2 separate regions of the Homo sapiens genome follow, and region 2 is linked to region 1. A link is an interaction called in ENCODE POLR2A ChIA-PET data of the cell type or tissue named here. Cell type or tissue: PC-9. All regions are shown on one strand.

The links. ChIA-PET counts read pairs that join two places held together with the same protein. Peaks named below come from ENCODE experiments on the same cell type or tissue, not always from the same donor. Only the 100,000 strongest peaks of a DNase experiment are listed, where the experiment ranks them.
Region 2: POLR2A ChIA-PET joins it to region 1 with 20 read pairs; 2 of 35 experiments call an interaction of 5 or more read pairs at or near these places.

What each region holds. Positions count from the first base shown.
Region 1 is chr9:94,813,586-94,821,585 of GRCh38, reverse strand. The region is part of intron 5 of AOPEP (aminopeptidase O (putative)); the gene reads right to left. Among named protein-coding and RNA genes, the nearest start is that of MIR2278, 7.6 kb to the right of the region's middle. RefSeq lists an enhancer at 163-292. In PC-9, no CTCF peak of the experiment used is centred here; DNase peaks (open chromatin) are centred at 2,095, 3,185 and 3,765; H3K27ac peaks cover 5,688 bases.
Region 2 is chr9:95,090,197-95,098,196 of GRCh38, reverse strand. It overlaps a transcript of AOPEP not described here. Among named protein-coding and RNA genes, the nearest start is that of MIR3074, 8.1 kb to the right of the region's middle. RefSeq lists enhancers at 5,995-6,744, 6,745-7,494, 7,495-8,000. In PC-9, no CTCF peak of the experiment used is centred here; DNase peaks (open chromatin) are centred at 5,646, 6,026 and 6,466; H3K4me3 peaks cover 819 bases; H3K27ac peaks cover 3,385 bases.

The DNA.
Region 1 (8,000 bases):
GAGCCTGGAAATTCAAACACATCTGGTTGTTTCTGGAAGCCACCACTTTCCACTTCCCTTTCTGTCATGTCACTCCACTTTCTCTGTATTCAAATCATGCTTGGCCTCTGCCAAAGTCTGAAGATTAAAACCACTGAAAGTCTCTGTCTTCTCAACATCCTTCCATTTTAACAAAAAATACAGCATTAGCCTTCCCCTTCATTTTTTCTCATTGTGGTAAAATATGATTTCCCTTTAGTTTGTAAGACTGGTGGTTGGTCTTTTGGGCCAGGATCTGGGCAACCTCTTGCCTGCTCACCACTGAAACTGTGGGGTGAACGCTCTATCCTGAAAGCCCTGCTGCAGGTCCCCACACCAGCTAATGTCATTCACTCAACGCCAAGGCACCACCTAAATAAATAAACCCAAAAGCCCAAAAAAGCATAAATAATACTTACTTCTCTTAACCAGAAAAATAAATTGCATTTCTCCATGCTATTTAAAAACACTTGGTATGTGGATTTACTTTTTCAACAGAGTTTCTCTTTAAACTTCCAAAGTTAGTGAAAATAGGATGAACATAACTTTATAGAATTGTTAAAATTAGTGAAACCTGAAGAACTACATCGTTATAAAATTGCTGAAAAGGAGTCATTACGGCTTCCACTTGGTTTATTAAACAAGGTCTTAGACCTAAATAAGCAAGATCTTCACCAAGACACATTAGGTTGGGGGCGAGAGACTTCTTTTTCTTATCTCCATCCCTGCTATGGCATGTAGGTTTCTCTAAATATCAGTGAGCTACGCAAAAGTGCTGATATTCTACTGCTTTTAAGATTTCCCCAAACAGAAATTGCATGTGGTTCCACCTACAGTTACCAAGCACTAGTGAAGGATAAATAAGATGCAGGCACATCCCTACCTCCCACAATATGGCAGGTATGTTAATGAAATCTTTGTGATTCACTGACTATTTAAATATACCAGGTGCTCAACACAGCATTGTTTACAACAGTAAAATTTTGGAAAAAGTCAAAGATCCATATTTTGGAAAAGTATAACTGAGAGCATCCATAGACTAGAATACTATGCAGCTAAATAAAAAAGAATGAGAAACTCTTTAAGGCCTAATATTATATCTAGGGGATAATGATAATTGACAAAAGCACAGTGTAAAATAGGGTGTGTGTTCTATCTCCTTTTAAGAAAAGGGAGAGAGAGTAATAATATGTATCGTCTAATTGGCCTGCATCTGCATGAAGGAACACAGGGGGTTAATACAAAAAGCTCATAAAGTACTATACCTAAGGAATGGAAAATCGGAACAGAGGTGGGGAACAAAAACATAAAAGAATTGCACTGGCCAGGCGCGGTGGCTCACACCTGTAATCCCAGCACTTTGGGAGGCCAAGGCAGGCAGATCACCTGAGGTCAGGAGTTTGAGACAAACTTGGCCAACATGGCAAAACCCCATCTCTACTAGAAATACAAAAATCAGCTGGGCGTGGTGGTGGGCACCTGTAATCCCAGCTATTCAGGAGGGTGAGGCAGGAGAATGACTTAAACCCGGGAGACAGAGGTTGCAGTGAGCCGAGATTGCGCCACTGTGCTCCAGCCTGGGTGACAAAGCGAGACTCCATCTCAAAAAAAAAAAAAAAAAGAATTGCACTAAAGAAACTTATTATTCAAAGCTCTTTTAAGGTTGGTCCTTTTGCAAAATTAAAATCCCTTTTGGGCTGAGCACAGTGGCTCATTCCTGTAATCCCAGCACTTCAGAAGGCCAAGGCGGGAGGATTGCTTGAGCCTCAGAGTTTAAGACTAGCCTAGGCAACGTAGTCAGACCCCGTCTCTATGAAAAAAAAAAAAAATTTAGCCAGGCATGGTGGCACATGCCTGTAGTCCCAGCTACGCAGGAGGCTGAGGAGGACTGATTGAGCCTGGGAGGTGAAAGCTGCAATGAGCCCAGATCGTGCCATTGCACTCCAGCCTGGGTGACAGAGTGAGATCCTATCCCTAAAACTAAACAATAAAATCCCGTTTGCAAAGTGTCTTGAGACATTCCATTCTGGCCTACAAGATTATCTCAACCAAGACACACAGTTACTATTTACAAAATGCTGTGTATGCCCCGGGGAGGGCTGGCCTGTGAACACAGGCGGAGAGGGCTAGGCATTCAGAGGAAGAGTGGCGGGCAGGAGTTGCCCTGGCTCCCCGCAGCTGCTGGCCACACACTTGGTCTTCTTAGCCTTCTGACTCTGGGCCTCTCTGGCTCTATTTGGAAGATGCGGGTGGGGTGACAGAGGGTTCTTTCAGAAGTTTCCATCACGCAGTCCTTTCAGACACAAGTCAGATAATGGCTCAGATAATACTGAGAACAGATCAGAGACAGCTGTTTCAGGAGCTGACAGGCTCAATCTCTGATCCAAAAGTGATGGGAAAAGAGGTCAAGGACAGAGAGCTTTGTCTAACTGGTGGGAACAGAACTCCAGGAGGGCTGGAAGCCAGGCAAATAGGGCTTGGATAGTCTAGTTTAATCCAGGTGGGATCCCAAATCCCTGAAGATCAGGTACAAGATTTCTTTTTATTTTTTTTGTTTGTTTGCTTTTGTTTTTTGAGACGGAGTCTCACTCTGTCGCCCAGGCTGGAGTGCAGTGGCATGATCTCGGCTCACTGGAAGCCCGGCCTCCTGGGTTCATGCCATTCTCCTGCCTCAGCGTCCCGAGTGGCTGGGGCTACAGGTGCCCGCCACCATGCCCGGCTAATTTTTTGTATTTTTAGTACAGACAGGGTTTCACTGTGTTAGCCAGGATGGTCTCGATCTCCTGACCTCGTGATCCGCCCACCTCAGCCTCCCAAAGTGCTGGGATTACAGGCGTGAGCCACCGCGCCCGGCCTTTATTTGTTATTAAATGTGGAAAAGGAACTAAAAAATACATTTTGAGCTGAATCAAATAATGTCTGGTTTCTTTACCTTTACTGCCTTCTTTACCCTTCTTTTTGGGGGGAAGAAAAGTGAGTATGTATATTAAAAGTTCAAGCTACAGCCTTGAAGGAAAACCTAACAAAAATGTAGGTGCTGCTCTAAATGCTCCTTCTGAAACGGAGAAATTCCAATGTGTACAATGTAAGGAATGTGGACCAACAACTCTGTAACAAACCTTTCATATTGTCATACTACCATGCTAAGTCACCATACCTATTTTTATTTTCTCCCTGGAGCTATTATTTTAGAGAATTATTTTAGACATTGGGTTGATAGGAACTGTAGAATCTGTGATTCACACTAATAAGCCACAAAACTTATGTGTTTATTGACCCATAAAACTACCAAATTTTCCTAAGCCTACTGAAGCAAGGAACCAGTATCTGCTGAGGACCTAAGATGTAACGGCATCTACACATAATCTTATCCACAAGAGTTCTGGAGATGAGTGGTCTATGGCACCTTACCAGGGAGTAACAGGACACAGCAGTCAACGGCAGAGCTGGGGATAGAGCACTGACTGCAAAGCAGAGCTCTCTCTCCATCATCTTGGGCGACAAGCAGAGGTGGCAGGTCTGAGGCACCATGGTAGGGTGGTAGGGTAACATCCTATAGCTTGTACTGTGCAGTGGCTGGATGGCTTCCAAGGAGCATGATGACTTTTGCCCAGGAAGAGGCTTCCATTCTCCCAAGGGACCAGCTGTGCCAAAACACTGACCCTGGCTGGGAACTGTTTTCTCTTTCCCATTTTCTTTAAACTCAGCTCCTGAGATTTTCTCTTCTCATGCTTCTTCCTCATACTTCACATGAAAGCTTAGGGAACTCTTTGGACCCAGCAAGATAGGCATCTTAGATACTGCCCTCCGGAATGCCAAATCTAGGCCTAAAGTTCTTAAGGGGCCCCTTCAAGGTCCTTGGTTTATTGGCCATGCTAAATCACTTCTGTTCCCAACTTTTACTTGAGGATAAATATTCGGATGGATATTGGCATGCTTGCTGCTTTCAAATTATGCCATAACTCGTCCTACTAGACCTCAAAAGCCTTCTCATTTTCAAAGCCCCAGGAGCCAAGGATGCCTGGGCAATGCTAGGGCTCCAAGGACACCTGGACACTAAGGCAGCCAGCCAAGGGAACAAGGATGCTTGTCTCTCAGGCATGGCCATGGAGCTGGCCAATTGTAAGCACCACACTCGTCCATGCAGCATTTCGTAAATACTGGGACCAGTCCCTCCATGAGGGAATATGTTAACTTTCCTCTTCTTCTTCATTTCATGCCAAAGACAAGTCAAGGCCTTTCTTTTAGAACATAGGGTACAAGGGCCAGGTGTGGTGGTTCACGCCTATAATCCTAGCACTGTGGGAGGCCAAGGCACACAGATTGCTTGAGTCCAGGAGTTCGCGACCAGCCTGGACAACGTGGCGAAACCCCATCTCTACAAAAAACACACAGAAAATTAGCCAGGCATGGTGGTGCACGCCTATAGTCCCAGCTTACTCAGGGGGCTGGGGTAGGAGGATCACCTCAGCCTGGGAGGATGAGGCTGCAGCGAGCCATGATCGTGCCACTGCACTTCAGCCTTGGGTAAAAAAGTGAGATCCTAAAAGGAAAAAAAAGGAAACAGAATGCAGTACAATGGTAAGAGAACATGACCCTAAATTGTAATACCATTTTGCAATTAGATCTTTTTTATCAATGTCAGGAGAATTGAACTGAAACACCATGTGCACAGGCCTTCGTGGCCCTGTTAGAACCTTGACCGTTGCAGGAACTGCTGCCTTTGTTAGACTCACATCCCTTTAGGAGAACGAAATGGGAACCAGATATCCTAGATGATACCCTTTTTGGGAATATACCTCTCATAGCCTTCCCCCACCTCCTAACCCAGACCTAGGTCTAGCACTCCCTGCTCCTCCCTACCACCCAATTCCACCTCCAACTCCCCAGTCTTCTTCTAGCTCCACCATCTCCAGCCCTTAGTCTCCCGTTAGCCCACCTCCTTACCAACCTATATGCCCTCCCTACTGAAGGAACAGAGCCCTGCCAGGGTCACCTACAGTGGCATTTCCTACCTTCCTAACCATTCTAAGTTATGCTCACTTAGGGAGGTGGCCAATGGGGATGCTGGGACCATCCAGGTGCATGTACCTTTTTCAGTGTTTGATCTAGCATGATGTAGCCAAAGGTTGGGCCAATTTTTAGAGGACCCAACTAAATTCAGGACGAATTTCAGGCTCTCTCACTCTCACCTGAGTTAACTTGGTGAGTTATTCATATTACCTCGTCCACATGTTGCACCCTGGAGGAAAAGCAGTGTATCTGCGTGGAGGCCAAGGCTTATGCTGACAACTTATTAGCTGGGGACCCTGAACTATACACTGTGGGGGCCATGCCTGTGCCTAACAATGACCCCAACTGGAACTATCTACAAGGCCAGGCTAATCCAAGAAAAAGAAATTGTATGGCAATTTGGTTAGTGGAGAGAATAAAAAATGTACACTAAGGCTGTGAACTATGATAAAATAAGGGAAATAAGGAAAGGATGAAAACCAAGCTTTGTTCCAGGGTCACCTTGTGAAGGCCCTAAGAAAATATATTAACACTCACCTCAGTACTGATGCTGGCCAAATTTAACTAGGGACACACTTTATAAGCCAGTCAGCACCCAACATCAGGAGAAAATTACAGAAATTGTCTTTGAGACCCCAAATACCTATTAAACCAAAGCTTGATGAGGCTTTCCAGGTATTCAGTAATAGGGACAGGGCTGAAAAGGCTGAAAGGACCCAGTGTGGCAAACAATGGGATAGATGGCAGGCCCAAATGATAGCAGTTACTATGAGCAGCACCCTGCAACCTCAGGGTCATCCAGAGAGATGCTTCACCCATGGACCAAAAAGGCCTAACAGCAACCGTGCAGGCAATGGTTGCTGCTTCAAGTGTGGGAAGCCAGGACATTGGGATAAGATCTGTCGCAGCCAGGGGAGCCCACCCAGATGCTGTCCTCACTGCAAGCAGGGGAGCCATTGGAAAAGGGATTGCCTTCAGCTCCAAAGGAATAGGAGGATACCCAGTCCATAATGGCCATAACTGAGGCCTGAAGGGGCCCGAGGTTCTCGGCGGCTCCCATAAAAGGCCTGGTCATCATAACTGAGGAGCCTCAGGTGACTCTTGACATGGCAACTAAGAATATCAATGTCTTAATTGACACAGGGGCAAGTTACTCTGTCCTAAATGGCCACTCTGGGCCCTTATCTTCCAAAAGCTGCACTGTCATGGGTGTCAGTGGCACCCCAAAATCAAAACACTTTACAGTGCCTCTGAACTGCAGGCTAGGAAACTATATGGTAACTCATGAATCTCTAGTTATGCCACAGTATTCTACTCTTTCATTGGGATGGGACTTCCTAGCCACCCCTGAGGCCACTTTACATTTATCAGGCCCTGGGTGGGGGGCCCTCCTTTTTGGCAGTGTTGTTTCCTAAGCCAGCCTCGGAATGACAGGAGATCCATCCCAAAATAAGGTCTCAGACCCACAAATATGGGACCAAGAAAGCCCTGGCAAAGCAATTTATGCTCAGCCAGTGATCACCTCTTTAAAAGACAAAAATAATTTCCCACACAAGCGTCAGTATCCTCTCAAACCAAAAGCCAAGCAAGGACTCCAACCTCTAATTGACAAGTTTTTAAAACATGGCTTCCTGATTCCATGTCAGTCTCCTTGTAATACTCCTGGTCCTTCCTAACCAAAAACCAAACAGAGTACCGTCTAGTTCAAGACTTGAGAGCCATTAATGAGGCTGTAATTCCCTTACGTCCGACAGTGCAAAATCCTTATGCCATACTTACCCGAATACCGGGAGACCAACTGGTTCACAGTATTAGATCTTAAGGATGCTTTCTTTTGTATCCCTTTGCATTCTGACTCTCAGTATTTGTTTGCTCTTGAGAGGACTAATCCTGGAACTAATATTACCCAGCAGCACACCTGGACAGTACTGCCTCAGGGCTTCAGGGATGGCCCTCACTTGTTCAGAAATGCCTTGGCACAAGAGTAAAAGGAGCTAGAGCTAGAAATGGGGAGTCATTCTCCAATATGTGGATGACATCCTTGTATGCAGTCCCACTAAAGAGGACTCAGAGAAGAATGCCATTCAAGTCCTAACCTCCTGGGAAAGTCCTAACCTCCCTCTTTGGGTATCAGGTCTCTCCATCCAAGGCCCAGATTTCTAAAACCAAAAATTAAATACCTGGGGTACATCCTAAGCCCAGGAAACCAGACCTTCTCCACAGAGTGAAAGGAGGCTGTCTAAAAGGTGGGACTGCCACAAATGAAGAAGCAACTCAGAACTTTCCTGAGTACAGCAAGATTTTGCAGGATTTGGGCTCATTATTAAGCCATCATATGAGGCCCCAACAGGGCCAGAGCAGGAACCAATTGGAGGTGTTTGTGTGGTAATAAACCACACCTATTAATCTTATATTAACAATTCAGGATTAAACTGCAAGTTTGAAAGATTTACCAACAGACTACCTTGCTACATAATTTCAATAACCCCACTGCTCAACATAGATATTCCACCCCTTGGTTCAGAAACCCATAGAGATAGAAACCCCAGCCCCCCTTGTGCATGACTCTCTCTCTTTAGTACACCAAACTCCCTTTTCTTGAGTGTGTACTTTATCTTCCAACTTGTCCTTGAATTCCTTCTTGTGGCGGTGTCAAGAGCCTGAACACAGCCAGGGTGGAGGTCCCTCGAGTATCAATCTCACATTGCATCCTATGGGGAGCAGAATATGAAATGTTCTTGGTTGTCTGGGGCTTGCCCTTGCTCATGCTCCAACCCATTTCTGCAGCTCAGCTCAAGCAAACAACTCACCATTAGGATCCACCTGCCCTGTGCTTCAGAGGCCAAGAGCTATAGAAGCCCAGGCCCTGATCCACTGTCAGCACCTGCTGGGACTCATTACCCTGCATGAGAAACTCCTTAGGGAACCAGAAAGCACAGCTTGCCCTTCCTGGTGGGTGGAAAATCATG
Region 2 (8,000 bases), 280 kb before region 1:
TCAAAACCGAGCCTGGCCTTACGCTGCCCAGAGGACGGCGGATGCACTGGAGGATTTGCACAGTGGGAGCAAATGTGAGGAATGTTCTCCTTATTCAACAAGGAATCCAAAATTTTTTTGCTTTCCAAGGAAGAAGAGAAACAGTTCCCCGTGCTTCTCCCCTCGCCTTTTTCTTCCTCTGTTTCCAGCCCAGGACCACCTCCCCCAGCCCGGGGGCTCGGGTGCTAAAGTTCTTCCCTCTGCCAAATGTTGGGAAATCCGTAGATTTTGTCGAAAAATCCTAAGTCATTAATCATCGCTAAGCCATTTTACAACCAAAGAACAAAAATTAAGATACAGTAAGTACATAACATGTCTTCAAGCCTCCTCCTAAAATCCAGTTCCACAATTGGTTTATACCATGGGTCCAAATCACACCCCTCAAGCCCAAACTGGTAATGGAGAGCTCATAGCAAAGGCCTTCCCTCCCGCTCCTGTCATGGTGTCTTACTGCACTTGCTGTTCTGGGCAGGGAATTTGTTCACCCAGGACTTTTGGTTGCAAGCAACAGAAACGTGCACTGAATGCTGAAAGTAAAGGGGAACTGATGAAAAAGGTATTGGGCTGATGAGGCCTGGTGTGAGCCGGCCAGCAGCAGTCCCAGCCTTGCTTCAGATGCTCTGGCAAGGCCAGTCGTGCTGCCCAGCCCTTCCGGACCCCACTCCAGCCGGGAGAAAGGCCCTTGTGCCCACTCCTTTCCACACCCCTGCCCAGGTGCATCAGATGGAGGAGCCTGGGTCAAAGGCCTGCCAGGGATGCTAGGAAATCACGCATCTGGCTTCAGCTTCTTTAACGTTATTGGGTACCTTGGATACCACCAAAAGCATCACCCAACTACAGGAAGGGGCCAAACACTGGGCAAATGGAGACAATAAAAATGTCTCCAGCTCATTACAGCATCTATACTTTAGCCTATGCCAGAGCATTTTAGAAGGTTGCGTCCCATGAAACAGCCCAGCAGCCAGCACCAGAACAGGCAGAGGTGAGCCTTTTCAGAAAGATGTTTTGTAGGCACCTAAATCTGGGTTTCTTAAATGCAGCACCATGAGCACTTTGGACCAGATGCCTCCCTGTTGTGGGGGTGTCCTGTGCACTGCAGGGTGTTGGCAGCATCCTGGCCTCCACCACTAGGTGCCGGTGCACCCCTTCCACCAGTGGTGACAAAACTTTCTCCAGACATTGCCCAATCCCCTTCCAACCGAGGGTACTGCTGTAACTGCTGGCCTCTCCCTCTGGAACGACATCCTAGACACAGACACTAACGGTTGTAGACACAGCGAATAGACAACCTGATTCCAACATTCATATGGACAGTAAACGTTCATGAACAGCCAGGCAAGCTCTGAAAGTGAAGCGTACCACGCACTGACACATACTTTGGTGTGAGGTTCTCATGAAGGGAAACATGGGTGGGGCTGAAAGGGCCCCCGTGGCTGCAGCCAGCGGCCAGCTCTCAGGCCTCATGGGCCGACCTCCTCCCAGCTCACATGCTCCTCCTCTTCTCCTGACCCCCTCCTGGTGGGCGCCCTTGGACTCCACCTAGAGGCTGGACCCTGTCCTGCCCGTGGCTTCACATGGCATCTCTAGGCAGAGGGACCACACCTGCCCCTGGATCACCGGCCCGGAGAGCCCGCCGCCTGTTGGGCATCACCACTGGCGGTGTGAAGACCCTCTCTGCTTACCACATCCCAGGTGGGCCCACCTGCTCCACCCACCTCCCGCACCCACCAGCTCCCCATGTTGCCGATGGCCATTCCATCCTGCCAGGGACTCAGGGCGAGTTCTGAAGCCACTCTTGACCCCTCCCTTTCTCCCACCTCCACATCCAGCCCGTCGGGGAGCCAGGAAGCTGGCCCTCTGTCACTCCCCGCTACTCACTGCCTAGGTTTCAGACATCATCTCCCGCCGAGTAAATCACGTGTACATGTACAGAATTTAGTATAAGATAAAGACATTGCCATCAACGGGGAAAAGATGGTATCAGGAGTAAAACTGTTACAGAATAAGCTCCCCAGCCCTCTGCCTTTCCCAGCGTCGGCATCTGGAGCATGGCTCGTTCTGGGATCTGTGTGTTCTGAGAAGCCTCTAGCAGTTCCCCTGCTTCGGAGAGGCAGGGAGGCTGCAGCCACTCTGGGGAGATGCTGCATTACTTACTTAGATAAATAAGGATTTCGCTTATAAAATTGAAGCTTCCCTCCTCCCAAAATGCAGAAAGCATTTTCTGGTCTTTCATTTAGAACTTCTTTGTTCCTCAGTGGTTTGCAGATGGTCACACCCTGTCCAGCCCCGGCCACTCCCTCCCGGCCCACCCACACCCCTGCGTGCAGGTCACTGCCTCAGGGCAGACTCTCCAGTCCTTTGGAGGGAGGAAGGGGAGCTGAGAGGATGCCGATCTCACGAAGAGGGGGCGGGACCCAAGGCTCCAGCGCATCCCTGCGGACTTCCATGCCTCCTTTCAGGCCAGGCCGTGGGGACCCCCCACGCATCTCCCTTGGCTGTGTCTGCCACAGGGAACCCTTTCCATGCCCAACGCAAAAGCAAGAAACCACAGGAGAAAAGGTGGGTAAAACTGGCCATACAGAAATCAAAAGCAAACTCACCAAAGTATCTCAATACACATGGTAAACTGAGGGAAGAAGAAGTATTTGCAGCACATGAAAAAAGCGAATTTCCTAACTTCTAAAGCTCTTCTACACATCAGTAAGGAAACAGCTGCCAGCTCGAAACGCACGGGCAGGGACACACACGACACAGGGAACGGGACGGCAGGGGCTTTTCCACAGCGTGGCAGAAGCCCAGGTGCTCCCAACCATCTCCACGGCAGCTTGGGAAACACTCAAGGCTGATGCTCCCCATGCTGATGACAGAGTGCGGAACAGGCAGAGGAAGGGACAGGAAACTGGTACCACCTTTTCGGAGGACAGCCTGTCAAACATCCAAATTTATCAGCACCGTAAGATAGGGTGAAAAAAATCAAAATAGAAAATTGACTCTGGAAACAGTATGGTAACCTAGAACTCTGATCTATCCATTCTGCCTCTAGATGTTTACCCAAAAGAATGCAAAGTAACAGCTGAGGAAATCCTGGACGCCATGTTCCTGGCAGCACTCTCCTGGACAGCCAAGAGGCAGACAGCTGCATCCGCCAGCAGCCAAGCCAGTGCAGAAAGGAAACGTGGTCTGTGTGTATGGCAGGATGGTCCTCAGCCTTAGAAGGCAGAGATCCTACACTTTGGGAGGCCCAGGCAGGCAGATCACGAGGTCAGGAGTTCAAGACCAGCCTGGCCAACATGGTGAAACCCCGTCTCTACTGAAAATACAAAAATTAGCTGGGCATGGTGGCGCACACCTGTAATCCCAGCTACTCGGGAGGCTGAGGCAGGAGAATTGCTTGAACCCAGGAGGCAGAGGCTGCAGTGAGCCAAGATCGTGCCACTGCACTCCACTTGGGCAGCAGAGTGAGACTCTGTCTCAAAGAAAAAAGAAAAAAGAGGCAGAGATCCTGAGCACGCCACAGTATGGAGGAACCTGGAAGACTTTATGTTAAATGAAATCAGCCAGACATAAAAGGACAAAGATTTTATGAATCCTCTCATATGAGCTCCCTAAAACAGGCAAGCCTCAAAGACAGGAAGCTGCATGGTGCTTCCCAGGGACCTGGGGGAGGGGAAGTGGGGCACGAGTGTTGAATGGGTCCCGTTTCACTGGGGAAGATGAAAAAGTTCTGCAGGCGGATCGTGGTGAGCTGCACAACAATGAAGACACCGAGGCTGCTGAGCTGGGTCCTGACACATGGTTATACTGGTCAATCTTATGTGTATTCTGCTGTAATAAAAGCACTAAGATCGAAAAAGATTATATATCCTTTCTCCAAGGAGCAGACACCCAGTTCTCCTGACCCCACTCCCTCCACTGCAGACTGCAGGGATCCACACTAGTGCGCACATCTAGGGCTTTCCCCGTGGATATGCCGGCGCCTGTGCGTGTGCAGGATGCGACAGCCAACAACCACTGGGGCAACTCAGAGGTTCACATAAAGATATAAATGAAAGGAAACAGAGAGGGAGGAAAGGGAGAGAAAGGAGAAGAGCAAGAAAGGGGTGGGGGAGAGAGAGGAACGAGAGAAAAAAAGGAAAAGCCTGCGTGCAAGCAAGTGCACACTCTTACCCTTGAGCCCGGGCCTGCTGTCCACTTCACACACACTGACCCAACAAAGTCAGCTGAAGCTTACAGAGGAGGAAATGCAAACACAGAGAGGCCGAATAATGTGCCCAAGGCTACACTGAGGCCATCTAGCAGGGCTGGGACTTGAACGAAGCCCCCAGAAGGTGGGGTGTCACTGCCTCTCGAGTTACAGCGCGTCCATGCAATGCAGCCATCGACACAGAGAAGCGAGCGTTATGTACGTGCCAATCTAGACCCGTGTGAACACTGTGCCACCCTCCGTGTATAAAGCAGGGCCTGCACACGTGCTTGCCGGCGCCAGGGTGGAGACGGTAATCAACTTCATTATAGTGATTTGGGGAAGAGACTAGCTGAAAAGGCAGAGAAAACTTACTTTTTGTTTACATATTACCTATATTTGTTTGCATGTGTGATCTATGAGAAAAATAAGTTGTTATCAAGTATGCAAAGGAAGACTCTTTGTTTGCTCTAAGAGAGGGCTGCCGTTAAACGCTGCCCTGAAGGGAAGGAGGCCAGGCACCATCTGTAACTTTAAAAGGAGACAGCGCCATCTCTGATCCTTGCACCGTAGTCACCGTGGTGGTGCTTTTGTTTCTTATTCACAGGACTTATGTTCTACCATTGGACAGAATTTTCTAGAAAAAGTCTACTTACTATGACTGGACGCATGTGCCCTGACATTTGTTGGGCCATGACCCAGCTTTCCAAAGACCCATCCTCCATCTGCCAGGGCCCTGTGCTCATCATGGCTTTCCTCCTGTACGCAAGTCCTCTGCCTCAGCTGTGCTAAAACCAAGTTTCTGCAGTCACTTCCTCCACGCTTTTAACTTAGTAAAGCAGATACAATCATCAAACTATAGCTCCTTCCCCATAAATTATCTGTGTTTTCTTTACAACCCAACATAAATGCACACTTGTTCCATTCCATCAGCAATCACTGAAACGGACTCCGGCCTCATCTCTGAGTTATGCCGTAATTCATGTTCTTCCTGAGCCTCCCTCCCTAAACATAACTGCAGCTGAAGTCCCTGGGGACTTAAATCATAGGGTCAGAATGCAGAAACCTCAGGGATCACGGGTGAAGAGTGTGGTGTCTTAGCCACAGAGGGCTTCCTTGACTCCTGCCTTTCAGAGCTCGCCATGAGCGTCCGATCCAGTCGTCAGGAAACGCACTTCTGTTCTGTCAGACCTCGTTGTGGCAAGGGAGGACTATGAGAGCAGAAAGGAACTTTCTGGAACTCAGGACTCTTGGCAGTGAGTCAGGGTCTGACCATGGGCAGCTTCAGCACCCCACCCACACCCCGCTGGCAAAAGCACCTCCTCGGCTGCGCTTTAAAGTGGCGGACAGATTCCACAAAGGCCCAGGCTGAAAGAAATTACAGGCAGAAGGAGCACAAAGAAAGCTTAAGAAAATGGAAACCACAGGGTGCACACCCAGTCGCCTCTGTGCCCCAGACAAAGCCACAGATGAGCTGTCTGGGCAGGCGGCCCCAGGCAGGATCAGAGCTGGGCACTCCTCTCCCAGGTGGGGAGCCTGTGGGAGACTCAGAATGGACAGTCCCCCTGGGAGCAGCCCCAGGCCCGCCCCCAGGCCCCACTCAGCGACTGCCAGGGTCAGGTAGGGGTGGCAGAGCAGCCAGATGCTGGGTGGGCCCAGGCGGGGGTGGGAGGCTCTGGTCTTTACAGCAGCTCCCCCTGGGCCCACCCCCTTTAAGTCCTGGGGCTGAGAAGCCAAACCCTGACCTTGTTTTATCTCAACAAACACCGCAGGGACCGGTCTGGTTCCTTGTAAGCTGTTGGGACTAGACAGAACTGTGTGGTCAGAGGTCTTTCTCTGCATTTCTGCATTTAGCCCTGCACTGCCTCTCCCTACTAGTGTGTGTGTGTGTGCACACACACACACACACACACACACAGCCTTCAACAGGCTTTTGGTGCCATCAGCAACTCTCTCAGGCCACAGCCTGGTGACCGAAGCTCTCAGCCTTTCTTCTCTTCTGGATCTATGTGAGAACCACGGGGCATCAACCCCCTTTTCCCACCCCCAGCCCCAAGAGTGGCTTCTCAGGCTGGGCCTCCCATGGGGGCTGCTGGGGTGGGGTGCGCACATGCACACGTGCCAAGTTGGTCTTGGGACATCTGTGGCTTTACGGTGGTTTCCTTCCACCCCAGGCTCGGCTGCCGGCCTTTCTCACACCGTCTAGTTATCCGACTGGAACAGGAATGCCTATCGGGTGATCAGTCTCCCAGACAGCAGGGAGGGTGGGAAGAGATCTATAAAACCCTGCCACTGAATAGTCACAACTGGCCTCTCCTCACTTCCACCTTGTAAATCTCCAGAGCCCAAGCAGCAAGGCCAAGGTCACTGTCCCGCGGGTGCTGGGAACGACCCTGGGAGGTCCAGGCAGCCCTTTCAACCTCCAGCTCCCCCAAACCTCTTGGGTGGCCACCGTCTCCGTGCCCCTATACAGTGACTGTCATGGCTGGGCCCTGCACAGAGTGAGCCTGCAGTGGCTCAGCCCAAGGGCACCAACTAACCAAAGAGCCACCACACTTTAATGTGAACCCCTGACAAAGTGCCAGGCAGCACCCCGCTTATTCTGGGGAATGGGGTGTGGTGGGCCCTGCGCACCCAGAGTTCTGCTTGGAAGGAGCCTCCCAGGACAGACTGTGGCCCCTTGCCGGGTGGGACTGCCTTGCCAAGGAGCCCTCCTTCCCTGCCAGCACCTCCCCTCACCCCCACCCATGACCCACACAAGTCCTCCACTGGCCCCATCTATAGAACAAGGACGTGCTTGGTCTAGAACTTGAAACTCTAAACAAACTGTCCCTTGAAAGCGGCCCTTGGCCTTGCTTTCAGCTGCTCTGTGGGTCACAGCTGCCTTTGGTGAGGTCACTGCGGCACAGGTCCCTCCCCTCGGCCTCCCCCAGGCCCGGCCACCGGCTGTTGCAGGCTGAATCGAGGTGGAGGGAAGCCGCAGCCTCCCTGGACCCCTTTGTCATTGAGGGCAGGTTTTCCGTCAGGGCTGTCTTGGGTGTGGCTGGCCTCCCTCCATGCTGCAGGCAAGGTCACCTTGCCTAGCATGGAGGCTATTATTTCAGTATTTTGGTTTGAAATTCCAATAAACATAAATGCTTTAAAATCCTTTAATCCTCAAAGGAAGCTGAGCTGGGACCTGACCGTCTTCCCTGGTGTTTCTTTCCTGTATCCTCCCTCACCCCACTTTTTGCCTTTGTCCAGCCAGAATTCCCTGCCCTTATACCCCTGGCTGTGGTCCAGAGCCCTGGGCTGGGGAGGTCCTCCTGTCCCTTCAACCCCAGCAGGGAGGCAGGGGCTGCCTTTCTAGGCCGGCCCCAGGGTGCTGGCGAGGCCTGCAGGCGACCAAGTGCAGGGTGTGGTCACTGCTGCTTCCTCCCTTCGAAGGGGGGGCCCTCTGGGCTGGGGTCACCCTCAGATGCCCTGGCTACCTCCCCTCCCGCAGCAGGCCCTGGGCCCGGGCCCAGCCACAGGTTGGCGCAGCCTGTGTTCAGACAGCCGGAGGCGGCAGCAGGGGACATGGTTTAAAACGTGCTGGCCTCTGGAGAAGTGCCCTGCACTGGGCTGCCCGGCTCCTGCGGGCTGAAACACTGGCATCTCTGCGGCCTCAGGGGGAAGGACTGGACCCGGCATCCGTTTGTTCTCCTGGAGGACAGTGGCAATTAACCCATTAACTTGCTGCCTCTCCCTGATCTTTTATTAAACCTGGCAAACCCAGTTAACTGTTCGTACCTACCAC